Linked DNA regions of Homo sapiens: region 2 is linked to region 1. A link is an interaction called in ENCODE POLR2A ChIA-PET data of the cell type or tissue named here. Cell type or tissue: GM12878. All regions are shown on one strand. Links, peaks and the distances in the headings refer to the core of each region. The heading gives the core; the rest is flanking DNA.

Evidence for each region. Peaks named below come from ENCODE experiments on the same cell type or tissue, not always from the same donor. Only the 100,000 strongest peaks of a DNase experiment are listed, where the experiment ranks them.
Region 2: POLR2A ChIA-PET joins it to region 1 with 11 read pairs; 5 of 35 experiments call an interaction of 5 or more read pairs at or near these places.

The regions. Positions count from the first base shown.
Region 1 is chr4:40,658,200-40,673,372 of GRCh38, forward strand. No RefSeq gene overlaps it. Among named protein-coding and RNA genes, the nearest start is that of RBM47, 36 kb to the left of the region's middle. RefSeq lists enhancers at 3,484-3,989, 5,462-5,601, 14,083-15,173. In GM12878, for the core only: no CTCF peak of the experiment used is centred there; DNase peaks (open chromatin) are centred at 5,282 and 7,871; H3K4me3 peaks cover 1,069 bases; H3K27ac peaks cover 1,268 bases.
Region 2 is chr4:40,443,404-40,460,640 of GRCh38, forward strand. All of the region lies in intron 3 of RBM47 (RNA binding motif protein 47), which reads right to left. Among named protein-coding and RNA genes, the nearest start is that of RBM47-AS1, 26 kb to the left of the region's middle. In GM12878, for the core only: no CTCF peak of the experiment used is centred there; a DNase peak (open chromatin) is centred at 8,954; H3K4me3 peaks cover 194 bases; H3K27ac peaks cover 449 bases.

The DNA of each region.
Region 1 (15,173 bases), core at 2,037-10,036:
AGGCTGAGGCAGGAGGATTGTTTGTGGCCAGGAGTTTGATACCAGCCTGGGCAATATAGTGACACCTCATTTCTACAAAAGATAAAATAAAAAAAAAAATATATAGCAATCATTAAAATGATATATTTTATTATATTTTATTATCAAAAAATAGTTCTAAAAGCCATATTGCCAATGACAGAGAATGCTGGGGCAGAGTTTTCCAAGACTTTAAGCAGCATATTTGGGTCTGGAGTCTAAACGTCTCAATTTATCAAACATTTGTTGTGCACCTACTGTATACAAGGCTCTGTGCAGGATACAGTGAAAAATGATGAAGCCATAGTCTTCACTCTCAAAGAATAAATGGGAGTCCTCTTCAGTGATAGAAACACAAAGCCAAGAAAAGAAGCAGCTTTTTGGTGAATGATGATCCTAAGGTACCAAAAGGGCATTGGTATATTTTTATTGATTTAACAAACACTTCTGTAACGTGTTCTGTGCCAGGCACTATGTAAGTGCTCTTTATTAGTATGAACATATTTGATTCTCACAAAAATACCTGAATAACCTGAACTGTAGTATTACTATGGCCATCTTACATTTACTGGGCTTTGCCACTTACTGCTGTGTGACATTGGGCAAGTTATTTAACCTCTCTGTGGTTAAATAACTTGCCCAATGTCACACAGCAGTAAGTGAAAAAGCCCAGATTCATGCCTAGGCCACCTGGTTCCAGAGTTTATGTTTGTAACTACTCTGGAATTGATTTTTTTTTTTTTTTTTTTGAGATGGAGTTTCGCTCTTGTTGCCCAGGCTGGAGTGCAATGGCCCGATCTCGGCTCACTGCAACCTCCGCCTCCCAGGTTCAAGCAATTGTCCTCCTTCAGCCTCCCAAGTAGCTGGGATTACAAGCATGCACCATCACACCCAGCTAATTTTGTATTTTTAGTAGAGACGGGGTTTCTCCATGTTGGTCAGGCTAGTCTTGAACTCCTGGCCTCAGGTGATCCGCCTGTCTTGGCCTCCCAAAGTGCTGGGATTACAGGAGTGAGCCACAGTGCCTGTCCTGGATTTTCTTTTCTTTTTTTCTCTTCTCTTCTTTCTTTTCTTTCTTTTTTAACATTCCCACATCACATTTATCTCCTTTTCTTTTTAAAAAAGTCCCTTGTTTATTAATAAATGATGAATCCTCAGAGGGAAAAAACACAAACGAGGGCTAAAAATGAGACAATTTGGATGCAGTCCCACCTACTTTTAGAGCCATAGGCTGTCTCCACCTGACCTCAGCCACTTACATTGTTGGGTAACACTGAGTCAGTCACTTTTCTTTGGACTTCCATTTTCTCATCCCTAACTGGGAAGAATACAATCTGCCCTACTATAGTATAAGGTTATAATGAAGATGGAAAAGATAACGTATGTGAAAGTGGTTTTTAAAATTTACATTTGGGAGGCTGAGAGAGTAGTCTGGGAGGTCAAGGCTGCAGTGAGCTATGATTGTGCCACTGTACTGCAGCCTAGGCGACAGAGTGAGACCCTGTCTCTAAGAAAAAAAAAAAGTTATTTATTTGAACAGGTACTGCATGCATACGGATAAAGGACAAATAAAATAAAATGCTACGCTGTAAAAAGTCCCATCTCCCTTCCACTCCAATCCCCTAGGCTCCGAGAGGTAACCGTTGGGTATGTACGTGCGCGCGCGCGTGTGTGTGTGTGTGTATCCTTTTAGAGATACGAAGCAGGTAGACAAGCATATATGCATATGTACCTTTCCTTTATCTCTTTTTGCATAAATGATGACATACTATCACACTTTTCTGCCCTTGCTTTTTTTTAGTTGCAATGTAATTCAAAAGTGTAACTGATTTCTGTATGTGCTTTTGAATCCACCTAATTCTTTTAAAAAGGCTGTTAATATTCCACTTGTGGATTTGCCAAAATTTATTTAAATTTAAAAAGCCAGGCACGGTGGCACGTGCCTGTAGTCCCAGCTACTCGGGAGGCTGAGGCAGGAGGATCACCTTGAGCCCAGGAGTTTGAGGCTGCAGTGAGCTATGACTGTGCCCCTGCACTCAAGCCTGGATGACAGAGTAAAACTCTGTCTCTTAAAAAAGAAAAAAAAAGAAGGTATGATGATATGTATAACTAGGCCGGGCTCGGTGGCTCACGCCTGTAATCCCAACACTTTGGGAGGCCGAGGCGGGCGGATCACGAGGTCAGGAGATCGAGACCATCCTGGCTAACACAGTGAAACCCTGTCTCTACTAAAAATACAAAAAATTAACTGGGCGTGGTGGTGGACGCCTGTAGTCCCAGTTACTCGGGAGGCTGAGGCAGGAGAATGGTGTGAACCCGGGAGGCAGAGCTCGCAGTGAGCAGAGATTGTGCCACTGCACTCCAGCCTGGGCAAAAGAGCGAGACTCCGTCTCAAAAAAAAAAAAAAAAGATATCTATAACTGTCCTATCTCTAACACACACAGCATGTTATTTCTATTTAAGAAAGGAAATGGAAGATGTGAGTTTTTGTCACAATCACTTTTTCTCAAATCTGGAGAGTTACCTGTTTTCAAAGGCACCTTAGGAAGCCTAGGAGAAGCCCATGATCATTCCTTTTTTTTTTTTTTTTGAGACAGAGTCTCTGTCACGCAGGCTGGAGTGTAGTGGCGCCATCTCAGCTCGCTGCAACCTCTGCCTTCTGCATTCAAGCGATTCTCCTGCCTTAGCCTCCAAGTAGCCAGGATTACAGATGCACTACCACACCCAGATAATTTTTTGCATTTTTAGTAGAGACAGGGTTTCGCCATGTTAGGCAGGCTGGTCTTGAACACCTGACTTCAGGTCATTCACTCCCCTCGGCCTCCCAAAGTGCTGGGATTACAGGCATGAGCTACCGCATCTGGCCTCTTTTTTTTTTTTTTTTTTAAGACAGGGTCTCACTCTGTGGCCCAGGCTGGAGTGCAGTGGTGTGATCATAGCTCACTGCTGGGACCACAGGTATGTACCGCTACATCTGGCTAATTCTTTTTTATTTTTTTGTAGAGACAATCTTTTTTATTTTTTTGTAGAGACAGTCTTTTTTATTTTTTTGTGCATTCATTCTTGATCACTCAACTCATTTAACCAAGTGGTTCAATTCTTCAGAACGTTCCTTTTTCCACAGATAAACTAGGAATAAAAACAATGAACCAACCACAGAAGTTCACCTTTTTCAATCTTGATGCCACCACAGGAACTGGAAGACCTATGTTTGACCACCACCCCCACTCCCCAACCCTTGACTCCTGCCAACCCCCGCCTCACTTACAAACTATATGATTATAGCAGCTGTGAGCAGGAGCAATTTGCCCAGACAGACGGAATTTCCATCTTGACTTAACTTCTTTCTAGAAGTGGAATCAGAAAATACTGTGTAGTCATCTGTGTCTCAGTTTCCTCATCTGCAACATGAGAATACAAATAATAGCACCTACCCATATGATTTTTATGAGGTTCAAATGAGATGTTACGTAAGGCATCTAGCACAGTAACTGGCGTATATAGTACAAGTTTAACCAGTGTCAACTATCATCATCATCATCATCACCACCACTATCATTATATGACTCTTCTGAGACTTACTTTCCTCCCTTGTAAAATCACAGGTAGCCTACAGTCTCCATAACCAGGAACGGGAGTGGTCTTCTCTCTGTTTTGCTAATGAGTAAAATGAGGCAAGGCATGCTAAAATGACAATTCTCACAGAATGAGAAAAGAGAACCCCTGAAGAGAATGGTGAGCTCCATTTTGAAGCAATGGGTCTGCTGTGTTCTTCCTGGCCCCAGACCACACAGGACTCCTGCCTCAGGGTTCACATCAGCAGGGCACCTTGAACCTGCTCTGACGGGCTCCGGAGAGCCAACTGTTAAATTTTCAGAAAGTCTGTAAGCCAGTTGTTAAACACAGCCATTACTAAAATTAAATTATATGAACTTACGATGAAATACATTACACTTACAATGGAGCAATACATACTCAAAACTTATCACTTCCTAATGATTTTATTACAGTTCACTGTGGTTTATGTTTTTAAGGTTATTTACATCAATTGTGTTTGTTTGTTTTTGAGACGGAGTCTCGCTCTGTTGCCCAGGCTGGAGTGCGGTGGCATGATCTCAGCTCACTACAACCTCCACCTCCCAGGTTCAAGCAATCCTCCTGCCTCAGTCCCCACTAGTAGCTGGGATTACAGGCATGTGCCACCATGCCCGGCTAATTTTTGTATTTTTAGTAGAGACGGGGTTTCGCCATGTTGGCCAGTCTGGTCTTGAGCTCCTGACCTCAGGTGATCCACCTGCCTCGGCCTCCCAAAGTGCTGGGATTACAGGTGTGAGCCATCACACCCAGCCTGTTTATTTATTTATTTATTTTGAGATGGAGTCTCGCTCTGTCTCCCAGGCTGGAGTGCAGTGGCATGATCTTGGCTCACTGCAACCTCTGCCTCCTGAGTTCCAGTGATTCTCCCACCTCAGCCTCCCGAGTAGCTGAGATTACAGGTGCCCGCCACGACGCCCAGCTAATTTTTGTATTTTTAGTAGAGATGGGGTTTCACTATGTTGGCCAGGCTGGTCTCTAACTCTTAGCATCAAATGATCCACCTGTCTCGGCCTCCCAAAGTGCTAGGATAACAGGCATGAGCCACTGCACCTGGCCATATTTGAACAGTGGAAATTGTATATAACAGTATGCTACTTCACATTTTCTTCCCAACTCTTCATTCAGTGATGTCAGATTAGTAGCTTGAAATCAGCCAGAGTGGGAATATTTACACTGCAGAAATCAGCAAACACTACAGACAAGCCCTTCTGCCTCCCCCAAGCTGGTGGTTAAACATCCACCAGCACACCACTGGCTCAAACCAGCACATGCAGCCAGGGTCTCTTGGAAGAAAACTCCTATTGCTCTCAGAGAGAAGAGTGTGTGGTTATTATCCCGTTGCGCCTAAATCAGGGGCCCATGAAGAAATAGGCTATTAGACATGGCCCTCTTATACTGTTTTCTTAACGAAAGTAAAATAAATAATTCTGAGCCCTTGGCCCACAGCCAAGGTCCTCTCGGGTTCAATTCTTCATCCTCTATTTGCAAGAGCTAATCATAGTGAAGGGTGCACGAAGCAACCGTTCTTTGTGTTCAGAGTGAAATAATGGCTTGTCATCCCTGAGAGTACGAAGGCTCTGTACTCCTCAGTGCAGTGAACACAAATCCCAGTCGCATGGCATCTGGCTTTTTCTTTTTCTAAGTGAATCAGAGTCTTTATGAGTAAACGTTTAGCTTTTTCCTCCACCCACTCTGGCCCAGCCATGACCAGGAGAGTGTTTTTTGTTTTTCTAGTTGAATTGACTCACCGATAGTTTTAGGAACCTGTTGGTTTGCATGTTTAGTTCTTTTTTTTTCCCCCATACCAGATTTGAAACCTAGCATGTTTAGTTTTGATCTATCAGAAGGAGCTGGAATCCTTGTTTGCAAACTCACTGATTATATAGCATATATTTGACTCTGTTTTTGTTTAGAGAAAAAGATACCCACTTCTAAAATAAAGAACTGAGGCCAGGCACGGTGGGTCACACCTGTAATCTCAGCACTTTGGGTGGATGAGGCAGATGGATCACCTGAAGTCAGGAGTTCCAGACCAGCCTGACCAACATAGTGAAATCCCATCTCTACTAAAAATACAAAATTAGCCAGGTATAATAGTGCATGCCTGTAATCCCAGCTACTTGGGAGGCTGAGGCAGGAGAATCACTTGAACCCAGGAGGTGGAGATTGCAGTGAGCTGAGATTGTGCCATTGCACTCCAGCCTTGGCAACTGAACAAGACTCCATCTCAGAAAAAACAAATAAATAAAATAAAATAAAAAACTCAGCCCTGGGCTTGCTTTGTTCTCACAGCCACATAACTTATCCACAAAATAATAATGAGAATCACCAAGGAATATAAAGACTTTTTGTAAATTAATAAAATGAAGTACGTAACTGGTATGCTGTTTCAAGAATAGCCCAAATATATATTTTATATATATAATTTTATTTTTAAAAATTATTATTATTATTATTTTTTGAGACTGAGTCTTGCTCTGTCTCCCAGGCTGGAGTGCAGTAATGCAATCTCAACTACTGCAACCTCTGCCTCCCAGGTTCAAGCAATTCTTGTGTCTCAGCCTCCCAAGTAGCTGGGATTACAGGCACCTGCCACCACAACTGGCTAATTTCTGTATTTTTAATAGAGACATAGTTTAGCCATGTTGGCCAGGCTGGTCTTGAACTCTTGGCCTCAAATGATCCACCCAACTTGGCCTCCCAAAGTGCTGAGATTACAGGTGTGAGCCACTGCATCTGGCCAGGAATAGACTATTTTTAAAATTTTATTTATTATTATTATTTTTTATATAAAGACAGGGTATCTCTATGTTGCTCAGGCTGGTCCCAAACTCCTGGCCTCAAGTGAGCCTCCTGCCTTGGCCTCCCAAAATGCTGAGATTACAGGTATGAGCATTAAATGCTCGGCCTAAAGAGTTATTTTTGGGCAGGTGTGGTGGCTCACGCCTGTAACCCAGCACTTTGGGAGGCCAAGGCGGGTGGGTCATGAGGTCAGGAGATCAAGACCATCCTGGCTAACAGGCAGAGCTTGCGGTGAGCCGAGATTGCGCCACTGCACTCCAGCCTGGGCAACAGAGCGAGACTCCGTCTCAAAAAAAAAAAAGTTATTTTTAATAAAGATATATAAAAAAATATTGCTTTAAAAGTTTCTTAGGCAAGGAATGTATAAAATTGAGTACGTCTCCAAATTCCTATTCTGATATAGCAACTGCTAACAATTACTGAGTTTCTATCATGAGCAGATATTGTGCTAAGTATTTTATGTGCATAATTTCATTTAATTTATTGAACAAATATTATTGAGCACTCATATATTGTTCCAGGCAATGTTCTAGACATGGGTGATACTAGCAGGGAATAAAACAGACAAAATCTATGATCTTATAAAAATGGATATATAATAGGTCAGACGGTAATAAGTGCTATAAAGAGAAATCAAACTTGGCTAAAGTGGGGTGAAAAGTACCTTTAGGTGAAAGGTGGCTGCTGTTAATTTATTATAGGGTGATCAAAGAAGATTTCTCTAATAGGTTAACAGTTTTCTGGGCAAAATTGTTTCTAGATAGAGGACACCGCAAAAAGTAAGAAAATGTTGAACATTTGACTTTCTAAGATAAAATAAGATAAAAATTACTATTTTATGGATGAGTAAACTAAGACTAAGGATTATTCTTTTTTTTTTTTTTTTTTTTTTTTTTGAGATAGAGTCTTGCTCTGTTGCCCAGGCTGGAGTGCAGTGGCGTGATCTCAGCTCACTGCAACCTCCGCCTCTAAGGTTCAAGCTGTTCTCCTGCCTCAGACTCCCAAGTAGCTGGGACTACAGCTGTGCGTCACCATGTCCAGCTAATTTTTGTATTTTTAGTAGAGACAGGGTTTCACTATGTTGGTCAGGCTGGTCTCAAACTCCTGACCTCGTGATCCACCCACCTCAGCCTCCCAAAGTGCTGGGATTACAGGCGTGAGCCACCGCTCCCAGCCTGACTAAGGATTATTCTTATATGTGCCCATGTCACCTACGTAATAAGAGGGAAAGTCAAAGCACAACCCTCAGACTATTAAGTCTATGCCTTACTCTCCCAAACATCATTCAATTTACTCATCCCAACTAAGAGCTCCTCTTTTAAAAGATTGGCAGAACATAAGACTACCAGGAATTAATTGGTGCTGCTGTCAGTTCTACAATTTAGTCTAGCCTTAGGCAAATTACTGACACTTGCTCTTCTCCAGAAACTGTAAAATGGGATTTAGGTAATTAACAACTCAGAACAACTATTTTGAGAATTAATTAGCTAATGGTTACAAAATACCCTGAACATTAACAATAAGAGTGTTTTCATTCTGAGTATCACATTTTCTTCTGAATGGAACTCCAGGTACCTCCATCCTTGCCTGCTCTGAACTTCCACACCCAGGTTCTCCTCAGATTTCTCTCTATTGGCAAAACCAATTAAGTAGATAGTAAAACCAGAGTGCATGTATCATCTTTTAAAAAAATTTTCTTTCAATAGTTTTGGGGGTACAGGTGGTTTTTGGTTACATGGATAAATTCTTCAGTGGTGATTTCTGAGATTTTAGTGCACCTGTCACCTGAGCAGTGTACACTGTACCCCAAAATGTAGTCTTTTATCCCTCTTCCCCCTCCTGACTTTTCCCCCCACCCCAAGTCCCAAAGTTCATTATATCATTCTTTTTTTTTTTTTTTTTTCAAACAAATTCTCACTCTGTTGCCCAGGCTGGAGTGCAGTGGTACGATCTCGGCTCACTGCAACCTCTGCCTACTGGGTTCAAGCTATTCTCCTGCCTCAGCCTCCTAAGTAGCTGGGACTACAGGTGTGTGCCACCATGCCCAGCTACTTTTTGTATTTTTTAAGTAGAGATGGGGTTTCACCATTTTGGCCAGGCTGGTGTCGAACTCAACCTCATGATCTGCCCACCTCAGCCTCCCAAAGTCCTGGGATTACAGGTGTGAGCCACCATGCCTGGCCCATTACATCATTCTTATGTCTTTGCATCATCATAGCTTAGCATCTACTCATAAGTGAGAACATATGATATTTGGTATCCATTCCTGAATTACTTTACTTAGGATAATGGCCTCCAGCTCCATCCAAGTTGCTGCAAAAGGTATTATTTCGTTCCTTTTTGTGGCTGAGTAGTATTCCATGGTGTATATATACCACATTTTCTTTATCCACTCATTGCTTGATGCGCAGTTAGGTTGGTTCCACATCTTTGCAATTGTGAGTTGTGCTGCTCCAGATATCATCTTTAACTCCTTTGCCTTCTCCACATACATTTCCAAGTCCTGTTCATTCTACCTCCAAAATGTATCTTGTATCCATTCATCTCTCTCCATCTTCAATCTATTTCAATACCCCATCATCTCTTGCATGGAGGAGTGTAATAATTGGCTAACTGGCCACCTCTTTTTCCAACTTGCTCCTTTCTTAAGCATTCGCCACACAAAAGCCAGAGTGACCTTTAAAATCAGAAATCACTGGGCATCATTTCCTACTTAAAACCTTTCAGTGATTGCCGGCTGGGCGCGGTGGCTCACGCCTGTAATCCCAGCACTTCGGGAGGCCAAGACGGGCGGATCACGAGGTCAGGAGTTCGAGACCAGCCTGGCCAACATGGTGAAACCCTGTCTCTACTAAAAATACAAACAAAAATTAGCCGGGAGTGGTGGCAGGTGCCTGTAATCCCAGCTACTCTGGAGGCTGAGGCAGGAGAATCGCTTGAAACCAGAAGGTTGGCTGGGCTAGATGGCTCATGCCTGTAATCCCAGCACTTTGGGAGGCTGAGGCAGGGGGATCACGAGGTCAGGAGATCGAGACCATCCTGGCTAACACGGTGAAACCCCGTCTCTACTAAAAATACAAAAAAATTTAGCCGGGCATGGTGGCGGGTGCCTGTAGTCCCAGCTACTCGGGAGGCTGAGGCAGGAGAATGGCGTGAACCCAGGAGGCAGAGCTTGCAGTGAGGCCAGATCGCGCCACTGCACTCCAGCCTGAGCGACAGAGTGAGACTCCGTTTCAAAAAAAAAAATAGAAAGAAAGAAACTGGAAGGTGGAGGTTGCAGTGAGCCGAGATCGCGCCATAGCACTCCAGCCTGGGCAACAAGAGCGAAACTGTCTCAAAAAAAAACAACCCTCAGTGATTGCCTATTGCAGACTAAGTACAGCACAATATCAGCTTGGCACAATTCCTTACCATGGCTAGGGTGACCTCATCCTGTTTTGCCCAAGACTTTCTTGATTTCAGCACTGAAAGTCCTGCATTTCAGGAAACCCTCAGTTCTGGGCAAACTGGGGCAATGGTTCCCCCTAACCATTGCCTTTAAGGCCTCACTCACATGAAGAGCTCCTGCCTGCCTCACAGCCTCACCTCATCCACTGTGCCTTCAATCACTACACCCTCTGCACACTGGCCTTGGTCTGGTTCTAAGGCAGCCCGGCCCTTTCCATCCTCAAGGCCTCGAGGGTTGTGCTCGCCTTTTCCCTTGCCTGGAAGGCTCTTCCCATGGCTGGATTCTTCTCATCCCTTAAAGCTCAGTTTAAATGCTCCAGAAAGGCCTTTCCTGATCTGAGTTAACTCAACAGATCCTATCTGCTATTCTTTATGATATCATTCTTCTATTTCCTGCCTAGCACTTATCACTAGTGAAAAGGAAAAAAAGAACCCTTTTTTTCTATACTCCTACAGAACACTTCTGACAACACAACACATGTCAGGAAAACCAGGTAGGTTTTTCACACGAAGCGATTCACCAATTCTCTGCAGACAACAGCTGGGTGTCCTACAATTTATCTCAATTCTGACACTAACTGTCTGGAGTTAGCACAGACCCCACTGGGGAAGGGCTCAGTCCCATAAGACTACCCTTTGATGCCAAAATGCAAGCCTGGGATTCCTACAGTGTTTTTTTTTTTTTTTTAGACGGAGTCTCAAAAAAGCCTCTGCCTCCCAGGTTCAAGTGATTCTCCTGCCTCAGCCTCCTGAGTAGCTGGGATTACAGGTGCATGCCACCATGCCCAGTTAATTTTTGTACTTTTAGTAGAGACAGGGTTTCACCTTGTTGGCCAGGCTGGTCTTGAACTCCTGACCTCAAGTGATCCTCCCACCTTGGCCTCCCAAAGTGCTAGGATGACAAGTGTCAGCCACTGCATCTGGCCCAGCCACCCAGTTCTAATTAGTAGTTATCTGCTGTTGTCAAGGCCTAAGGTCAAGGTCTAAATTCATAACCTGTCTCCCTGAGCCTAGAGGACCTTGATTCTGTTGCTCCTGAAACAGCTGGAGTAGGAAGGAGAACAGCTGCTATGCCCAGAAAACTGTGCAGGAACCGGTGGGCTTCCTATACTTCTGACCAACTAACTATAAATAAAGGGTTCTCACAATCCCCTCTTTGGGTTCCATAATTTGCTAGAATGGCTCACGGAACTCAGGAGCACGCTTTGCGTACCATCACCCAGTTCATTGTAAAGGATGCAACTCAGGAGCAGCCAGGTGGAAAAGATGCACAGGGCAAGGTATGAGGACAGGTGGAGCTTCCATGCTCTCCAAACATGCCACCCTCCCAGCATCTTTTTTTTTTTCTCTCCAGCCACATCCTTTTGACCTCCCAGCATCTTGATGTGTTTGTTCACTCACTTGGAAGGTCTCTGTACCCTGTTGTGTAGGGGTTTTATGGAGGTTCCGTTATGTGGGCATGATTGATTAACTCACTGGCCATTACTGATTGAACTCAAATTTTAACCCTCCGACTCTCCCCAGAGGTTGAACGGTGGGGCCGAAAGTTTCAACTGTCTAATCACAAAGATAGCTCCCCTGACAGCCAGCGCCCCCTCCTTAGGGGTTTTCCCAAAGTCACTTCACGAACTTGTGAAGGTGTAGGCCGGGTGCAGTGGCTCATGCCTGTAATCCCAGCACTGTGGGAGGCCAAGGCAGGAGGACCCCAAGATCAGCATGGGCAACGCAGTGAGACCCTGCCTCTACAAAAATTTTTTTAAATTAGCCAGATGTATTTTAAAATACAGCCAGACATGTGCCTGTAGTCCCAGCTATTTGGGAGGCTGAGGCAGGAGGATTGCTGGAGCCCAGGAAATCGAGACTGCAGCGAGCTGTGATCATGCCACTGCACTCCAGTCTGGGTGACAGAGTGAGACCCTGTCACCAAACAAAAACAAAACAAAAAACTCAGGTATAGTTGAAAGGGGCTTTTTATGAGTAACAAAAGACACTCTTTTCAAATTATCACTTGGGAAATTACAAAGGTTTTAGGAGCTCTAGGCGGGAAATGAAGACAAAGACTAAATATATATTTTTTATTATACTGCAATATCACACTAGTCTTGATTTATTTTCTTTTTTACTTTCTTTTTTTTTTTTTTGAGACTGTCTCACTCTATCACCCAGGCTGGAGTGCAGTGGTGTGATCTTGGCTCACTGCAACCTCTGCCTCCCGGGTTCAAGCGATTCTCCTGCCTCAGCCTCCCGAGTAGCTGGGATTACACACGTGCGCCACCATGCCCGGCTAATTTTTGTATTTTTAGTAGAGATGGGGGATTTCACCATGTTGACCAGGTTAGTCTCGAACTCCTGACCTCAGGTGATCCGCACACCTCGGACTCCCAGATGGCTGAGATTTCAGGCGTGAGCCACTGCGCCCGGTCTTGATTTATTTTCCATTTACCTGTTTATTGTCTGTTTCTTATCCCTAGAATGTGAGAGGACAGGGGCCTTGTCTGCATTGTTCACTGTGGTATCCCCAGCACATGACACAAAACATGTGCTCAGAAAATACTTACTGAAAATACTTACAGAAAATACCTACTTTACAAGCCTCACCTCTACCAAACAACAGGTGGACTCAAGCCCTGGAGGGACAGAGATTAAGGTCTCACAAACACCAGGACATCTGGTCAACCTGGTTCCTCCCAATGCCTGCAGGTGATTGAGAGCTGACCTCAAAGGGACCTCAAAGAAATTCTGGTTTATCTGGAGTTCTAGAGAGGTTAAAGGACTAGCCCTATGTTATACACTCAGTTTACATTTAACATAGGGCTAAAACCAACATTTCCTAATTCCCTACCAACTGAGCTCTAATTTCAAAGTATCTTAGTGTAAGAAGAAATCGCCAGATCCCATCTGCTCTAGTCCTTCCAAACAGCACCCTATCATTACCCGCATTTAAAAGATAAGACATCTGGTGCTAAAAGAAGTAAATGACTTTTCCTAGGTCACACGCCTATTGAAAGGCAAGGAAGGACTTCATTCGTTTTTTTTTTTGTTTTTTTTTTTTTGAGGCGGAATCTCACTCTGTCACCACCAGGCTGGAGTGCAGTGTTGCCATTTCAGCTCACTGCAACCTCCGCCTCCTGGGTTCAGGTGATTCTCCTGCCTCCTGAGTAGCTGAGACTACAGGTGTGTGCCACCACACCCGGCTAATTTTTGTATTTTTAGTAGAGACGGGGTTTCACCATGCTAGCCAGGCTGGTCTTGAACTCCTGACCTCAGGCAATCCACCCACCTCGGCTCCCAAAGTGGTGGGATTACAGGCGTGAGCTACTGCGCCTGGCCTGAAGGACTTCATTCTTACACCACACTGTCTCCAGGTTTTTGTTTTTTTGGTTTTTTTTGAGACGGAGTTTCGCTCTTGTGGCCCAGGCTGGAGTACAATGGTGCAGTCTTGGCTCACTCCAACCTCCGCCTCTCAGGTTCAAGCGATTTTCCTGCCTCAGCCTCACAAGTAGCTGAGATTACAGGCGTGTGCCACAATGCCTGGCTAATTTTGTATTTTTAGTAGAGATGGAGTTTCTCCATGTTGGTCAGGCTGATCTTGAACTCCCGACCTCAGATGATCTGCCCACCTCAGTCTCCCAAAGTGCTGGGATTACAGGCTTGAGCCACTGCACCCGGCCTTGTCTCCAGGTTTTAATCTTCTGTATTCTAGATTTTGTACAACCATGGAATTAAGTATCTTTCCCATATTAGACCCATTAGCAAATACCCCTGAGAGAGAGAGAGAGATTAGGTGCAGAAATAGCTCAGGAATGCCAAATCATTTAACAGATGCAGTGCTTTTGTTCTTGATTCATTAATTCATTCAACAAATATTTGATTCCCTACTATGTGCTGTAAATTATTGTGGATACTGGGAATACAGCAATGAATAAAACAAAACCTCATGCGGGAGAAAGGCAATGACAAACAAATAAACATATTTGTACATCTGAGGCATATCAGGTAGCCAAAGTGCTATGAAGAAGAATAAAGCAGGGGCCGGCGCGGTGGCTCACGCCTGTAATCTCAGCACTTTGGGAGGCCAAGGTGGGTGAATCACCTGAGGTCACGAGTTCGAGACCAGCCTGGCCAACATGGTGAAACCCTATCTCTACTAAAAATACAAAAATTAGCCAGGCATGGTGGCACGTACCTGTAGTCCCAGCAACTTGGGAGGCTGAGACGCGAGAATCGCTCGAACCTGGGAGGTGAAGGTTGCAGTGAGCCGAGATCGTGCCACTGCACCCCAGCCCGGGAGACAGGGCAAGACCCCCTCTTCAAAAAAAAAAAAAAAAAAAGAATAAAGCAGGATAAGGAGACAGTGACGGGCAGGGAACAGCGCTGCTTTAAATAAGTTGGTCAGGGAAAGACACTCCAGTCAGATGCCACTTGAGCAGAGATCTGAGTGAATTAACGACATGAACTAGAGAAAGAATATTCCACGCCAAAGAGAACAGAGGCACAGTGGCCCAAGGCAGGCAGGAGTTTAGCATAACTCAAGGGAGGGTCCAGAGGTCCTGCGGCTGGAGTGGAGTGAGCCGGAAAGAGGAAGGAAAGGTCACATGAAGAGCTGGGGCCAGGTCCTGATGGTAAGTGCTCTTTGGAACTCCTCCTTTTAAAACTGGCGTGTCTTCAGGAAGCTGAATATCTACAAAGCTAGGCCTCGGAGAGAAGGCTTTTCCTGAGTATGTTTGTGTGAGTGATTCCGTGTGTTAACAAAGCGCCCCAGGATTTGCCTTTTCTTCCCCTGTTTCTTGCTGTTAGAATGTTAATCTGGCTAAATCCATTCAGCTTCACTCGTTTGGAAATCAGTCATCTAATGCTTGTAGCGAAAAAAGGAGACAAGCTAATACATCTCAACAGAGCAGATACGTGGGAGCCACTCCCACAGATCAAGATCCTTGCAGAAACCCAAGCCATTGTTCAGCCAATAGTAAATAAGAATCCGAGTCATTCTAAAACTGAGTAGAAAGCTGAGTCATCCTTCCCTCTATCAAGAGCTTTATTCCTTTTGCATCCTGTGGATCTTGGTTGGTTAACACATTACTGAATGGTGACGTGGGTAGGTCTGTCTGCCTGCATCAAATCCTGCCCTAACCACATTCTCAAGATAGTTTTCACCACATTTACTAAACTTCCTTGAACCTCAGTTTCCTCCTCTGCAGGAGGAGGGTATGAATGCTTTATTAGTTTTCTACTGCTGTGTAATAAATTAGCACAGATCTAGAGGGTAAGAGCTACTCCCACTCATCATTTCACAGTGCTGTAGGCCAGAG
Region 2 (17,237 bases), core at 5,119-13,118, 210 kb before region 1:
TTCATTAGAGGCCATTAAAAAATGATACACTGGGCTGGGCACAGTGGCTTACACCTGTAATCCCAGCACTTTGGGAGGCTAAGGTGGGCGGATCACCTGAGGTTGGGAGTTCGAGACCAGCCTGACCAACATGGAGAAACCCCATCTCTAATAAAAATACAAAATTAGCTGGGCGTGGTGGCACATGCCTGTAATCTCAGCTACTCAGGATGCTAAGGCAGGAGAATCCCTTGAACCTGGGAGGCGGAAGTTGTGGTGTGCTGAGATGGCGCCATTGCACTCTAGCCTGGGCAACAAGAGTGAAACTCCTTCTCAAAAAAAAAAAAAAAAAAAAAAAAAAAAAAAAAAAGGTACACTGACTCAGGTTAACACATTCAAGAAAATCTTATGGCCTACAAGTTTTATTCTCCTTATCATCATGTTTAATATACCATATTAAATAAATTATATGGTGTGCTACTCTACTCAATGAATTCAGATGCCAAACACTTAGATATATTAAAAGATAAATGAGGCTGGGCTCAGTGGCTCACGCCTGTAATTCTGGCACTTTGGGCGGCTGAGGCAGGTAGATTGCTTAAGCTCAGGAGCACGAGACCAGCCTGGGCAACATGGCAAAACCCCATCTCTACAAAAAGTACAAAAATTAGCCGGGCATGGTGGTGTGTGCCTGTAGTCCCAGCTATTTGGGAGGCTGAGGTGGAAGGATCACCTGAGCTCAGGAAGTTGAGGCTGCAGTGAGCTGTGACTGCGCCACTGCACTCCAGCCTAGGCAACAGAGTGAGAACCTGTCTCAAAAACAACAACAACAATAACGAAAAGGAAAAGATTTTCAAGTTACTTTGAAAAAGACAACTGTACAGCTAACATGACCCTTCTCTCAAAGATGTAATGAAATGCTTAACTTATTGTAATTATATGTGCTTTAGATTAGCATTGGCAAGCTATGGCTGTGGGCCAAATATGGCCTGCTGTTTGTTTCTATAAATAAAATTGTATTGGAACACAACCCTATCCTTAAAAAAAAAAAAAAGAAAAGATAATGTGTGGCTGCTTTTATACTACAATGGCAAAGCGAAATAGTTGAGACCCAGACAGTGTGGCTCATAAAGCCTAAGGTATTTACTCTCCGGCTCTGTTGACCCCTGGTCTAGGAGATGTGGAAGAGCGCATCCTTGAAGCTCTTAGATTCTGCTTGCTACGTATAATAGTTTTCCTATGCTGAATGATAACTTAATTTCAGGACTAATTTTTAAATTCTAACTGTTTTTTTTTTTTTTAGATGGAGTCTCACTCTGTCATCCAGGCTGGAGTGCAGTGGTATGATCTTGGCTCACTGCAATCTCCACCTCCAGGATTCAAGCGATTTATCTGCCTCAGCCTCCTGAGTAGCTGGTATTACAGGTGCGTACCATCATGTCCGGTTAATTTTTGTATTTTTAGTAGAGATGGGGTTTCACCATGTTTGCCAGGCTGGTCTCGAACTCCTGACCTCAAGTGATCTGTCTGCCTCCTAAAGTGCTGGGATTACAGGTGTGAGCCACTGTGCCCGGCCTTAAATTCTAACATATTTTAAAACAGTGTTGTTTGGCCGGGCGCGGTGGCTCATGCCTGTAATCCCAGCACTTTGGGAGGCCGAGGAGGGCGGATCACAAGGTCAGGAGATTGAGACCATCCTGGCTAACACGGTGAAACCCCATCTCTACTAAAAATAGAAAAAATTAGCTGGGTGTGCTGGTGGACGCCTGTAGTCCCAGCCACAGGGGAGGCTGAGGCAGGAGAATGGCGTGAGCCCGAGAGTCGGAGCTTGCAGTGAGCCGAGATCACACCACTGCACTCCAGCCTGGGCGACAGAGCGAGACTCCGTCTCAAAAAAAAAAAAAAAAAAAGACAGTGTTGTTTAGCTGCCTTTCCCCCTCTTCCAAGCTGTTTTCCGTTTAACTCCAATGGCCAAATTTATGAGACATGGAAGAAGAAAATATCTGATGAAGGTTGTTGGCTCAGCTCCTGACACTTATATATTAATAATTTCTTAAAATTCCAAAAGAGATACAAGAGGGTTTGTTTTCATTCATTCATTCATTCATTCAGCAAATAGTTATTGACCACCTGCTATGTGCCAGATACTGTGCTAGCTATGGTGGACCTCGTCCTTGTGGAGCTGACTTCTGAGTTAAGTGAACTCAGTTAACTGAATTACGCTTCAAATGCCAAATAGGTGAGAATTGAGGTATTTGTACTCATGGTTACTGACCAGAGCCTGCTTCAAAAGGGTCATACACCTCAACATTGTTAACATTCGTTTCTGATAAGGCCATAGTTCCCCAAGTTAAAAGCCCATATACCATCAGAATTTTGCTTTTAAATATATCAGGGGTGTCTGGGGACTAGTGTGAAATACCATATCCTGAATGTTGAGATTCTTGCTTGGGGCAGAAGTGTGGACAGAATGAATAATAAGTATACTTCAGAAGTAGAAACTTATCTGTGAGCAAATCAAAATATCTAGATAAATAACACAGAGTTCCCCAGTTTCATCCATTCACCATGTGACAGTTTTAAAAGGGACTGGGCATTCTGGTTTAGGCTTCGTAGCATGTTGAATAAATGCAAGTCTCTAGAGTCAGACAGTCTGAAGTCCAAATCTTAGTTCCTCTACTTCTAGCTGTGAACCTTGAGAAAAGCCATTTAACATCATTAAGAATCTATATTCTCATCTCTAAAATGATGACTGTATTAACCAATGTTTACTGAATGTCTATTATGTGACAGGCAGAGTGCTATGCTTGTGCATATTAACTCATTCTAATCCTCACAGTGTCTATATGGTATACGACTAGGGTCTCCACCCTACAGATAGGGAAACTGAGGCACAGAGAGGCTAAGTAGATTCTCAGTTAATGAGCATCAGAGCTGGTGTGTGAACCCTGGGAGTCTGATTTTCATCATAGGGCTGTGATGAGGATTAAGTAAAATGATTTGTGTAAAGTTCTTAGTGCAGAACCTAGCACTAAGTGATCAAGGAATGTTAGCACAAGAAAACTGAACTTAAGGCTGGGCGTGGTGACTCATACCTTTAATCCTAACACTTTGGTATGCTGAGGCAGGAGAATTGCTTGAGCTCAGGAGCTTGAGACTAGCCTGGGCAACATAGTGAGACCCCATCTCTACAAAAATTTAAAAAATTAGCTGGGTGTTGTGGCGTAACACCTGTGGTCCCAGCTATTTGGGAGGCTGAGGTGGGAAGATCACTTGAGCCTGGGAGGTCAAGGCTGCAGTGAGCTATGATTGTGCCACTGTACTCCAGCCTAGGTGACAGAGCAAGACCCAGTCTCAAAAAAAAAAAAAAAAAAAAAAGGAAAAAAGACAATAAAACTTAAAAAAAAAATTGAACTGGAGGGAAGAATCTTGCCCCATGTAGGATTCTGTGTTTATGGGAAAACAGGCAAGAGGTTATCCCAGCCAACTTTAAACCAGTCAGTAGAGAAGCCTAGCCTGTGAGTTCTGGTGGAGACTAGTGTATCAGAGTCTCCCAGATTCCTTTCATAGCAGGTAAGCTGTCTGGCAGTGTGATTCTCCACTGGTGATGTGGCTTATGCATCCATGTGTAAGCCTGTTTCTCACCTAATCCTTGGCTAAAGCACTTTGCAGAAGCTCTCCCAGAAAGAACATGAAGAGACTTGCCACATTGGATGCAAAATGTCCAACCATCTATGTAGATGCCAAATCCCCTGAGGTAGGACCCTCCCAGCACACAGCTATTCTTCCCAACACTAAAAATGCATGAGTCTTCACTGAAGGCTGCTAGCATTAAATAAACATGGCAATATATTTGAAATAAATCATTTACTCACAGTTTTGTATATAAAACAAGCAGAAAAAATATACCTTCAAATCAAGCTATTATTATTCTGAACTAGGGATTTTTGTTATGTTTTAGGGAGAGTTTGAACTTGTTGGGTTAAAATAAAATTTCAAGGCAAACAGGTAAAGCAGACATCATCAAGGATTTGAATTCTCTTTTTAGCGTTTGTTCAGAGTAGCTTTCATTAGGATTTTAACTTTGAACTGGGACATTTTAGAGGGCAAAGGATACCAGTGTACTACTGGGAAATATTATCAATGTTTACATACCAGTGTTTACCTAGGATCAAAATCATGCATGAGTTTACTCTAGAATTAATAAGACTACCGGTCCGCTGCACTGGCTCAGGCCTGTAATCCCAGCACTTTGGAAGGCTGAGGCGGGTGGATCACAAGGTCAGGAGTTCAAGACCAACCTGGCCAAGATGGTAAAACCCCATCTCTACTAAAAATTTAAAACAGGCCAGGCGCAGTGGCTCACGCCTATAATCCCAGCACTTTGGGAGGCTGAGGCGGGTGGATCACAAGGTCAGGAGATCGAGACCATCCTGGCTAACACAGTGAAACCCCATCTCTACTAAAAATACAAAAAAATTAGCCGGGCATGGTGGCAGGCGCCTGTAGTCCCAGTTACTCTGGAGGCCGAGGCAGGAGAATGGCGTGAACCCGGGAGGTGGAGCTTGCAGTGAGCCGAGATCGTGCCACTGCACTCCAGCCCGGGTGACAAAGAGAGACTCCGTCTCAAAAAAATAAAAATAAAAAAATAAAAAAACAAAACAAGTAGCCAGGCATGGTGGCGGGTGCCTGTAATCTCAGCTACTCGGGAGGCTGAGGTAGAGAATTGCTTGAACCCGGGAGGCAGAGGTTGCAGTGAGCCGAGACTGCGCCACTGCACTCCAGCCTGGGTGACAGAGTGAGACTCCATCTCAAAATAAATAAATAAATAAATAAGACTACAAGTTAACTTTGGTTCACAGCTCTTGGAGTGTGACTGTGAGAGTGTGTGTGTGTGAGTGTGAGTGTGTGTGTTTGAGTGTGTGTGTGTGTTTGAGATGAGTATGCAATTTGGAATTCTTGGGAGAGCTTTATTTGCTGACCAACTGACAAATTGCAATTTGAAGCTATATACAGTGGGGTACAGTGTCTTCCAATCACTACCTGGAATTTAATTCAGTGGAGGGTTTTAAAATGTGTTGATCCAAGAGATAATTCTATCTCTGTGGTTAGATTTCTATTTTGATGTTCCTTATTCATACCATAAAATTTTGTCCTAATAATCACGTCTTAAGCATGACCTAACACACACAATGCACATAAGAGCAAAGGCTTTGGAGTCAGAGATCTAAGTTCAAGTCATGACTGTGCCACTTACTAGCTGTGTCTCCTCAGGCAAATCACCTTAGTTCCATTTCCACATCTCTAAGATGGTTCTAGTAACAGCACCAGGACTAAGTGACATTTGGCAATGTGTGGCACACAATTTGTTTAAAAAGTTTGGCAATTATTATTATTACTTTAAAGAATGCCACTTAAAAGCCATAGTTTGTGTTTTAGAGAGGAGTCTCTCACAAAAGTTCAGAATAACCTCATGGTTTACAGAAAAATTATTTGATTATTTGGTAAAGGAAGATGTTGCCCCAAACTTGGGGTGAAGGAGGGGGTGGGGTAGGAAATCAGAGAGAAAAACAGTTTCTGCAAAAGGTTTCCAAGATTTGGCCTTACCCTGAGCATTTATCTTACTGCCTTGGTCCAAGTTACCACCACCCAGTAGAATAAACATTGGAGAGGACACGCCCACTCTCGGGCAGGCCCCTGGCACCAGGATGTTTCTATTACCTCAGAGTTTGAAAGTGGAAAAGGAGTTCCACTCAAAATGGAGGCAGAACATGGAATTTACTTGGGAGGTCAAACAATAAGCCGAAGACTTTGAAACACGGGCTCTTTTTTTCTATCACAGGCAGGGACCTCTTGCTACTGAAAAGCATGGCCCTTGGGGCACATAAACATCTCTCCTTGACTCTCCTTTCTTTAGGTAAAATCCTGGGAGGTTGAAGATACAAGGGAATAATGACATTCCGGGCCATGCCTTCTGCCCACCCCTCGCTCATCTGAGAAAGCGTTCATTCATAATGGGTCTTAATTGTGTTGATGATTGTACAGATTTTGTTATGTCAAAGCACATCATTCAATGAATGCTTGTGTATGATAAACAGATGCAAAGCCAAGAGGCTCAATTTTCCCAGACGTTTCTATCAACACACACCTGAGAATGCGGCCTTTTGCTGTGGGTTCTCAGGGAGGCCTGCTGTGTACTACAAGACGGCTGAAGCCACCCTCCCGAAAGGGGTGGAGTGGGGAGATTTTCTGCAGGGGTTTGGCAGCACACAAATACCAGTTAGGAAACTATTATCTTGTTCCCTTTATTTATTTAGACGGAATCTCATTCTGTCGCCCAGGCTGGAGTGCAGTGGCGCCATCTCAGCTCACTGAAGCCTCCACCGCCCGGGTTCAAGTGATTCTCCTGCCTCAGCCTCCGGAGTAGTTAGGACTACAGGCATGCACCACCACGCCCAGCTAAGTTTTGTACTTTTTTTAGTAGAGATGAGGATTCACCATGTTGGCCAGCCTGGTCTCGAACTCCTGGCCTCAAATGATCCGCCTGCCTTGGCCTCCTAAAGTGCTGGTTTTATAGGTGTGAGCCACCGCACCTGGCCTTGTTCCCTTTAAATAAGCATTACTTACACTTTGTCTCTAAAGGTTGATGGGGTAATGCTGAAACCAACAAAAATGAAACTCACAAATTCAGCACACATATGCCTCCCGGGCCAACGTTTTTCCAATCCATGAACAAACAGTAGGAGGGACTTCTAGTTTCACTCCTTACCTTGGCTCCTTTGACCTAAGCCTTTGAGGGATCTGGCAAGGAACAGAAAGGCCGACTGGCAGACACCAGAAAGGAAAAGGAAGGAGAAGCCACAGTGGCTTCTATCATTTAACACTAGCTTGAATTCATACAGTGTTTTGCAATTTATAAAATTCTTTCAGGCTGGGCAAGGTGGCTAACGCCTATAATTCCAGCACTTTGGGAGGCTGAGGCGGCCTGATCACCTGAGTTGAGGAGTTTGAGACCAGCCTGGCCAACATAGTGAAACTCTGTCTCTACTGAAAAAAAAAAAATATAAAACTTAGCCAGGCGTGGTGGCATGCACCTGTAGTCCCAGCTATTTGGGAGGCTGAGGCAGAAGAATTGCTTGAACCTGGGAGGCGGAGGTTGCAGTGAGCCAAGATCGCACCAATGCACTCCAGCCTGGGTGACACACAAGACTCTGTCTCAAAAAAGAAAAAAAAAAATTATTTCACATATATTATCTAATTTCATAAAATCCCAGAATTTGAGCTGCTCAGGGAATATAGGTGTTCTCTAACCCAGGGTTTTTGAACCTCAGCCCTATTGATATTTGTGATAATTCTATGTTATGAGGGGCTGTCTTGTGTGTTTTCAGATGTTTCATAACATCCCTGTCCTCTACCCACTAGATGCAAAAGCCCCCTACCTCCACAATGTTGTGACAACCAGAAATGTCTCCAGACATTGCAAATCTGGGGGCAGGGGGTGCGCATAAAATTGCTTTCTGTCGAGAATTACTGGTGGAGTCTATCTTGGAGCTGTGTAATATGATTATATACTGGCACACATGGTAGGTACTTTTTAAATAGAGAAGAAGTTGTTATTTTCTACAGCCCTCCCTCAACATGGGCCTGGTGTCTTGATCTGGCTCTTACGAATAGTCAAGGCTGGCCGGGCACAGTGGCTCACGCCTGTAATCCCAGCACTTTGTGAGGTTGAGGTGGGAGGATCGCTGGAGCCCAGGAGTTCGAGACCAGCCTGGGCAGCATGGCAAGGCGCAGTAGCTACCAAAAAAAAAAAAAAAAAAAAAAGTCAAGGCTATCAAGACTGAGAAACGTGCAACATTTTTCAAGGGTTTGAGGTAAGTGTCTCTGTGATACAATAATACTCATTTAATTTGGTTGAAACACTATCAATTTAATTTTCAGACAAAACAACAGCTACCATAAAGGCTTGTTAAGAATGGTTCTGTTGTCTAATTGACTTGTCATCACAGCAAACTTGACAGGCCTGGGTCATAGAAACATCACTGCCGAAATCAGTCTAAAGCATCCAACTGTCTCATTTAAATTCCGACCCCGCTGCTACATGGACACATGAGAACTGCTGACAATCTGGTTTTTAAGACTTGGGCTGTTTTCAAATGTCATTACTGGTTTCTTCAATAATGCAATAACCCTTACTTAAAATTTACAGTTTTTTTTTAAAGACATACTATGAACAATCACTGAAAATGGGCTTCTGGGATACAGTCAATTCACTGGTACTAAAGTCAGCATCTGTACAGGTCTGTAGGCAAAAGGCAATGATGTGGTAAAATAAATGATTAAACAATATTTGCATATGAATTGATTCATTCCCTCGCTCATTCAAACACTAATTGAGCACTGGCTGCGTATGAGGCTGTGCTAGATGCTTGGGGATACAGTGGTGGCTACTGCATGTTCCTTGGAGTTCACAGTCTGGCAAGGGTAGATGAAGAAGGAAGGGGAGGCCAGGAACAGTGGCTCATGCCTGTAATCCCAGCACTTTGGGAGGCCAAGGCGGGCAGATTGCCTGAGGTCAGGAGTTCGAGACCAGCCTGGCCAACATGGCAAAACCCTGTCTCTACTAAAAATACAAAAATTAGCCGGGTGTGGTGGCATGTGCCTGTAGTCTCAGCTACTTGGGAGGGTGAGGCAGGAGAATTGCTTGAACCCAGGAGGTAGAGGCTGCAATGAGCCGAGATCATGCCACTGCACTCCAGCCTGGGCAACAGAGCGAGACTCCATCTCAAAAAAAAAAAAAAGAAGGAAAGGGAGGAGACAGAGCAGAGGGAACATTATGAGCAAAGGTGGGCATTTGCAAAAATGCTGGAATGGTCTCAAATAGCTGAAATGTAGGAGGTGGATATGGGGCAGAAGATGAGGCTCAAAAAGAAAATGAAACCAGATTGTGAAGGGTCTAAGTCTCTCACTTTCTGTGGTAGACAGTGGAGAGCCACGAAGCTTTAGCCATGACTAGGAAGTTCAGGCTGAGTCCTCAGTGAAAGAATGAGTAGCTCTTGCACCAGGAGTTTTATTTATTCAGAGGAATAGAAACGATTTTATAAATTTGTTTATGAAGTATTCTGCTAAGCAAGCAGGAGGCCTGAGTAGTGTTTATAAGGGGACAAGAGACCGAAAACTCAGGAATTAAAAGCACGAGATAAACCTGAAGTTCTGTATCTTGTCAGCCTTAGTCTAGCGTCCGCCAGGTCAAATCTACCGTCTATTATAAACATCCGCCTTTTCATAATACATAACACTACTGCAGTTTTTTTTTAAGCCTTTTTTCTACAATTAGAATGTAAACTTTGAGAGAGCAGAATTTATGTCTCTTCTTGGTTATCATAAACTCCTCAAAGCTTGACACTTAAAAGACAATAAATATTTGTCAAATAATTAAATGGACTGTGATTTCCTTCTTTTTTTTTTTTTTTTTTTTTAAGACAGAGTCTGACTCTGTCACCCAGACTGGAGTGCAGTGGCTTGATCTTGGCTCACTGCAAACTCCACTTCCCGGGTTCAAGCAGTTCTCCTGCCTCAGCCTCCCGAGTAGCTGGAACTACAGGCACCCACCACTGCACCCAGCTAATTTTTGTATTTTTAGAGACGGGGTTTCACCATGTTGGCCAGGATGGTCTCGAGCTCCTGACCTTGTGATCTGCCCGCCTCAGCCTCCCAAAGTTCTGGGATTACAGGCTTGAGCCACTGTACCCGGCCCATTTCCTTCTTAATAACATAATTAATAGCGATAAATACTTAAAGATTACTTATTTTTGTACAAGGCACTGTGCTAGAAATGGGTGGGAGGGAACATAAAAAACCATATAAGATTGTTCAGCCCTAGGAGGTCACAAAACTTCCTTCAACAAACATTGATTGAGTGCCAAAATGAAGACAGTGGCTTAGTAAAGTGCACAAGCAAGGATGGACTGTGGGCCAAGACAGACTTCAGGGAATAAGCCAGCTATCACATGTAGCCGAGGATTGAAAATCTGCACATTTCTTGTTTAATTATATTTAGAGACAGATGGAAATTATGCAGCAGTAGAAGTTCTACTTATCCTCTTACACTTAGAACTAATTATGTTATCATATGCCATGTTATTGCCAATGCAATACACAATGATGTTAAATAATTGATTAAGATGATGAAGATGAACTCCATTTTATTGAACATCTTTATGAGTGAGACCTTCTGCTGACTGTCAGCAGTTAGCACCATGAGAGAATTTCAGAGGAGGATACTGTCCCACCCCATGTCTAGTATTTCTGGAGAAGTGGCTGGAGAGTGTATTTCACTTACATGCTAAGAACAGAGCAGCGCTAAAAGAGAATAGCCAGCTTAAATGCAATCCTCCCTACAGGGAAGGAGATGAATTAGAAATAATCTCTCTTGTTCTTTGCTCTCAGAGGTCAAATTTTTTTTTTTAAAAAAAGAAAGAAATAATCTCTCCAAGAGTTTCCTTAATGTATGGTTTTAAAACTCCCAAGTTAATGATAGTTAACTATTTTTTTGAACACGTATGTGTAATTTGATTTCTCATGACATTTCTATGAGTGGAAATTTTAAATGTGGGCTCTAGAGTACGGGGTAGACGCCTGCTGGAGACCTGCACATTTGACTCCCTGGCTGTTTTAATAAAGTTTTGTTGGCACATAATCCACAGCCATTCGTTTACATATAGTCTGTGGCTGCATTTATGGGGACGGTGGCAGAGTTGAGTTAAGTAGCAGCAGAGATGATACGGCCTATGAAATCTAAAGTGTTTACTGTCTGGACCTTTACTGCAAACATTTGCCAACCTCTGCTCTAAAGTCAGATTTCCTGGGTTTGAGCCCTAGCTCTTCAGCTGTGTAGCTGTGTGACACATTGGTAAACTAACTATTTAAAATCCTGATTCCTCATTATCGTCACCTGCAAAATGAGACTAGTAATAATTATCGCTATCTCAAAGCATCACTGTGAGGAATAAATGAGATAGCCAAGGGCTTAGAATGAAGCTAAGTAAGGGTGTGATCAGTGTTAGCTATTAGTGCCCCCTTTTAATTTTTTTATTATTTATTTATTTACTTATTTTTATTCATTTATTTTTTGAGATGGAGTCTCACTCTGTCACCCAGGTTGGAGTGCAGTGGCACCATCTCAGCTCACTGCAATCTCCGCCTCCTGGGTTCAAGCGAATCCTGCCTCAGCCTCTCGAGTAGCTGGGACTATAGACAAGTGCCGCCATGCCCGGGTAATTTTTTTGTATCTTTAGTACAGACAGGGTTTTGCCATGTTGGCCAGGCTGGTCTCGACCTCCTGACCTCAGGTGATCCGCCCACCTCAGCCTCCCAAAGTGCTGAAATTATGTGGTGGCTCACGCCTGGCCATACTGCCCCTTTTTAAAGATCAGGAGATTGAGGGTATCAAATAACTTGACCCAACTTACAGAATTGAAATGTAGGTCAATCTGATGACAAAGCCAAAGCTCTTTCTACCATGATACTCATTCTTTGCTACTTACTTACTTACAGCAGGTTTAGCAATAGCCAGTGTTAACAGGATAAGACCACGATTGGTGAGAAATGGACATTGGCTGATAGAGTGGAAGGAATTTCCAGTACAGACACATGGTAAAGTTGTTGGGAAATCATTACTTTCTACCATCCCCATCGCTTCCCCTCTGCACTCTCCCCACCACTCTTCTAAGCTTTCAAAGAGTTCTGCAAACTGTCCCATAGCCTATTTCTGGCTCTTTGTAAAGGAGTTAACATATTCAAACTATGTTTTTAGACTTAAAAACCTATGGAATTAAATTCTTAAATGGAAATGTTGAAGGACTAGAATTCACGTAATCGCAATGTTCAAGTGAGAACATGGGACTGTGATGAGGCAGTGATTCCACGCCCAGGCTCTGGAGCCAGACTGCCTCGCTTCCTATCTCTTGACTGTACTACTTGAAAAACAAATGCCATCACACAAGTCACTTTCTCTCCTTGAGCCTCAGCTTCACCATCTATAAAATGGTGATAATATTATCATTAACATTGTTGGGAGGATTAAAAAGTACCTGGCTGGTTGGGCGTGGTGGCTGAAGCCTATAATCCCAGCACTTTGGGAGGCTGAGGTGAGAAGCTTGCTTGAGCTCAGGAGTTCCAGACCAGTCTGGGCAACATAGTGAGACCCTGTCTCTACAAAAAATACAAAAATTAGCCAGGTGTGGTGGCTCCAGCTACTCAGGAGGCGGAGGTGGGAGGATTGCTTCAGCCTAGGAGGTTAAGGCTGCAATGAGCCGTGATTGCATCACTGCACTCCGGTCTGAGCAACAGAGGGTAACCCTGCCTCATAGCAAACAAACAAAAAGAAACAAAAAAGAAAAAAGTACCTGGCTACAGTAAATGCTCAAGGCCCTTTGTTATTATTTCAGATGGTCAAGAATAAATGTTTTTCAAGGATCTTCTTTTTGTAGACAACTGTGTAGTCACAGTTTAGAGTCGTTAATTATCTGCCTGGCAAGATACTTTTTAAAATTAAAATGTAAAGAACCTGAGGGGATTCACTCCCAAATGTTTATGGACAAACTGAAAGGGCATTTACACAGATATTACCTTCTACATTTATGTGAGAAAGTGCTTTAAGACACTGTACATGTGAAATGTGTAGTTATAATGGCTACTACTATGTTCTCTTTTATATTTTCTAATTATGTAAGTATTATGTTCTTTTTATCACTACTTTGTATTCCTGCACGGGAGCTTTGTGCCTACCCATTGAATGTAGTAGGCCCTAAATATTGCCTGTTAACTAATTATGGTGTCATATACCATGTTAAAATTAAAATATTACAATTACTGAAGCAGGTTTAAGAGAGAAACCCGGGCATAATATTCTTAGAAAAACTTTATGTGCCAGAAGTTGAATATATGAACTGGTAGTTTGATGCATGATTACTTTTTAATTATAAAAGTCATCTTTAATTGCAAAAAATTCATAATAGTGTTCTTTTAGATAGGAAATTTCCTGTGTTGTTAAGAATATGATTCAAGTTACTGAGAATTTATAGATATATATTTCCTGTACATACTATTCCTATATATCTATATATACCAACAATACTATACAAAAGTATTAGTCCCATTTTCTTTTTTTTTTTTCTTTTCTTTTTTCTTTTTTTTTTTTTTTTGAGACAAGGGCTCTGTCACCCAGGCTGGGGTGCAGTGGCATGATCACGGCTCACTGCAGCCTCAACTTCTCAGGCTCAAGCAATCCTCCTACCTCGACCTCTCAGGCTCAAGGGATCCTCTCACCTCAGCCTCTCAAGTTGCTGGGACTACAGGTCCTCACCACCACGCCTGGCTAATTTTTTATTTTTTTGTAGAGATGAGGTCTCACCACGTTGCCTAAAGTTGTTCTCAAACTCCTGGGCTCAAGCAATCCTCCTGCCTCGGCCTCCCAAAGTGCTGGGATTAAAGGCGTGAGCCAACACGCCCGGCCAGCCTCATTTTCTTGATGGAGAAACTGAGAAGGAGGGCGATCATGTGCTTACTTCAAAATCACAATTAGATAATGGCAAATTTGTGATTGTAATTTTATAAAGATGCCTTATCTTTGGGGTGATACTTTATAATTTAACTTCTTTTTGGCAGTAGAGTTGTTTTATATCCAAAACCAAACCAAACCCAGAGAGTCCAAATATAAAAGATAGAATTTTAAAAAATTTTAAAATTTGTGGGGGTCGGGCGTGGTGGCTCACGCCTGTAATCCCAGCACTTTTGGAGGCCAAGTGGAGCGGATCACCTGAGATCAGGAGTTCAAGACCAGCCTGGCCAACATGGTGAAATCCCATCTCTACTAAAAAATACAAAAATTAGCCGGGCGTGGTGGCCTGGTGCCTGTAATCCCAACTACTTGGGAGGCTGAGACAGGGAGAATCACTTGAACCCAGGAGGCAGAGATTGCAGTGAGCCAAGATAGTGCCACTGCACTCCAGCCTGGGTGACAGAGTGAGACTCCATCTCAAAAAAAAAAAAAAAACAAAAAAAAGGCATTTTAAAATTTGTGTGTAAAAGGCTGTTTACTCAGGGTGGAATGTAGTGACACGATCTCAGCTCACTGCAACCTCCACCTCCCAGGTTCAAGTGATTTTCGTGCCTCAGCCTGGGATTACAGGTGCATACCACCACGCCCAGCTAATTTTTTTTTGTATTTTTAGTACAGACAGGGTTTCACCATGCTGGCCAGGCTGGTCTTGAACTCCTAACGTCAAGTGATCCACTGGCCTTAGCCTCCCAAAGTGCTGGGATTAGAGGCATGAGTCACTGTGCCCAGCCAAGGGTATTTTTCATTCGTTAAACTTCTTAAATTTTACTATCACATTGGGGATTAAGTTTAAAAAAATTTTCTTAAATTTATGCTCAAACAGATTTAGAAAGTGAACTTTTTGCTGGGTGTGCTGTCCTAGCACTTTGGGAAGCTGAGGTAGGTGGATCACCTGAGCCTTGGAGTTTGAGACCAACCTGGGCAACATAATGAGACCCCACCTCTAATAAAGTCAAATAAAATTAAATAAAACAAAATAAAACAAAATGAAAGTGAACGTTCCCAAACATAAACTTACAGTCATTATAATGGTGTGTGAATGCTAGTCTTCTCCTCCTAATTTGAAACTATATTAGTAGTTTGCAAGTAGTAGTTATATAGTAACAGTATGGTCTATTATTACTGTGTTATATTACACATGAATACATGTACAATATGCACCTTCTGGTGGTATGTCAAATAGTAGTATACAAAAATAACATAGGTCTTTTTGTAAAACAAATGACAAATTGCCTGTCCTGAAACAAAGGCTCTGAAACAGACTGACATAGTCAAACATTAGCTTCAGTTTTAGGTGTGACCTTCTGCTTTTATTTGGTGAACATTAGTCATTTCAGTTGCAACTAGGAAACAATATCTGCTACTATAGAAAAAAACAGATCCTGATTATGTTGATGTCATGTTCATTGACCAGTTATCTCAAGGCAATAATTATAGTAGAATAGCATTCGCCCAGGAATACTCTCAACATTGAAAAAGTCATGAGTTAAAATACTTTCTTCTATAAATGTTTAAGTTTAATGTGGGGTATTTTGGAAGCTAAAAATATTTTCAAAATCAACTATATTTATGACAATATGACCATAGTAGGCTGTTTATGAGAAAATATAAAAAAGGAAGTGAACTTTCTGGTGGGGGATCACTTAAAGACAAAATGCATTAAATACAACTTTAATCCAGAAAATATGTGTTCTTTTTATTCATTGCATTGTTTCAATGTTGTTCCACCTTTCCAGCTCTGGTGATAATTGTTTTTTTTTCCCCCTTTTCTTTTCTTCCTTTTTTGGGTACACAGTGAAAAACAAAAAAAGATAGCTTAAAAAACAGGTCCTTCTGCAAACATACGGCGAAGGTTAAACTCTAATACCCCATGGCTTGTTTACTTTAAAAATTTGGAAAAGTAAGCACCATGAGTTCATTGATATGAGTAGGAACCTGCGTCATCCTGTGGTATTTGTGAATATTGTGGGCTCTTTTATCAATTTCATTTGTTTCTAAGTCTTTCCAAAGAACTCTATTAGAAATGAGACCATCTGAGACAGGTCCTTTAACACAGAAAAAGTAAAATTCGCCTTCTATTATGAAGTGATTTTAGATATTAAAGGCTCTTTCCACTTCTTTATGCATTGTTTGAAATGTCTTAGAAAAGTTAAAACAATAGTGTTTATAGTTTATTTTATTAGCTACACTTGAAGCATCTCAAAGGCAGTGATGCTTATTTTATCCCCAGTGCCTGGCACTGAATGAATGTTTGAATAAAAGAATGAATGGATAGAAGAATGAATGAATGTGCACTGTCTTTTGCAAGAAACATGGTAGGACAAAGCTACAAAAAGAGTTTCCTTTTATAACTAACATCCACCAAATTGCTTTGGACATTTTTTTCACGTATCTATTTACTAAGTTTTGTGGGAGAGCCGTGCATGGGGGTGCATGCCTGAAATCCCAGCTACTGGGGAGGGTGAGGTGGGAGGATTGCTTGAGCCTAGGAGTTCAAGGCTGCATTGAGCTATGATTGTGCCACTGCACTCCAGCCTGGGCAACAGAGCAAGACCCTATCTCTAAAAAAAATTAATAATAAAAATAATTTAAAAAAACTTTTGTGGTTTACCTGCATATAGAACTGGGTACAAATAGTCATACCCAGGTACTATCTGGTGGTATTTCTGCATGGCCGAAAGGAGCCCATCAGAGAATGAATAGGCCAGCTTTGGTACAGGAGTTGGCATTTCTTTCTTTCTTCTTTCTTTTTTTGAGACAGAGTTTCATTCTTGTTGCTAAGGCTGGTGTGCAATAGTGTAATGGCGCTATCTTGGCTCACCACAGCCTCTGCCTCCGCCTCCCAGGTTCAAGCAATTCTCCTGCCTCAGCCTCCCGGGTAGCTGGGATTATAGGCATGTGCCACCATGCCTATAGCTAATTTTGTATTTTTAGTAGAGACGGGGTTTCACCACGTTGGTCAGGCTGGTCTCAAATTCCCAACCTCAGGTGATCCACCCGCCTCGGCCTCTCAAAGTGCTGGGATTACAGGCCTGAGCCACCACGCCTGGCCAGGAGCTGGCATTTCTAACACATGCCCAGGCATCAGGAATGTCACATGGAAAAGCCACACCAACCCCTAATGGATTATATTGAATGCCAATGTTAATATCCCTTGAGCCGTCTTGGTAAAGTAGGTACTGGCCAGGGAGCTATAAAATTTCCATCACTGTTTTTTTTTTTTTTCTTTTTTCTTTTGGCCTTAACTGATATGCTTAGCTTCTGCTATACTGTCTCAGGAATTCGGTAGAGATTTTATGCCACAAGGAAATAGGCACATAAATGAGGCCTGCCCATGAAGGCAGTTTTTAATCACTCTTTTATCTGAAGGTATTTTGAGAGGCTGCTTATTACAGTGCTTGAGCTCGAGCTCCTGCATGCCAGAGCTCAACCGCTTGAGTTCAATACCATTTATTAACTGTGTGACTTCAGGTGAGTGACTTACTCTCCCAAGCTTCAGTTCACTCAACTGGAAAATGGGAATAGACCGGGTGTGGTGGCTCACGCCTGTAATCCCAGCTACTTGGGAGGCTGAGGCAGGACAATTGCTTGAACCAGGAAGGTGAAGGTTGCAGTGAGGTGAGATTGTGCCACTGCA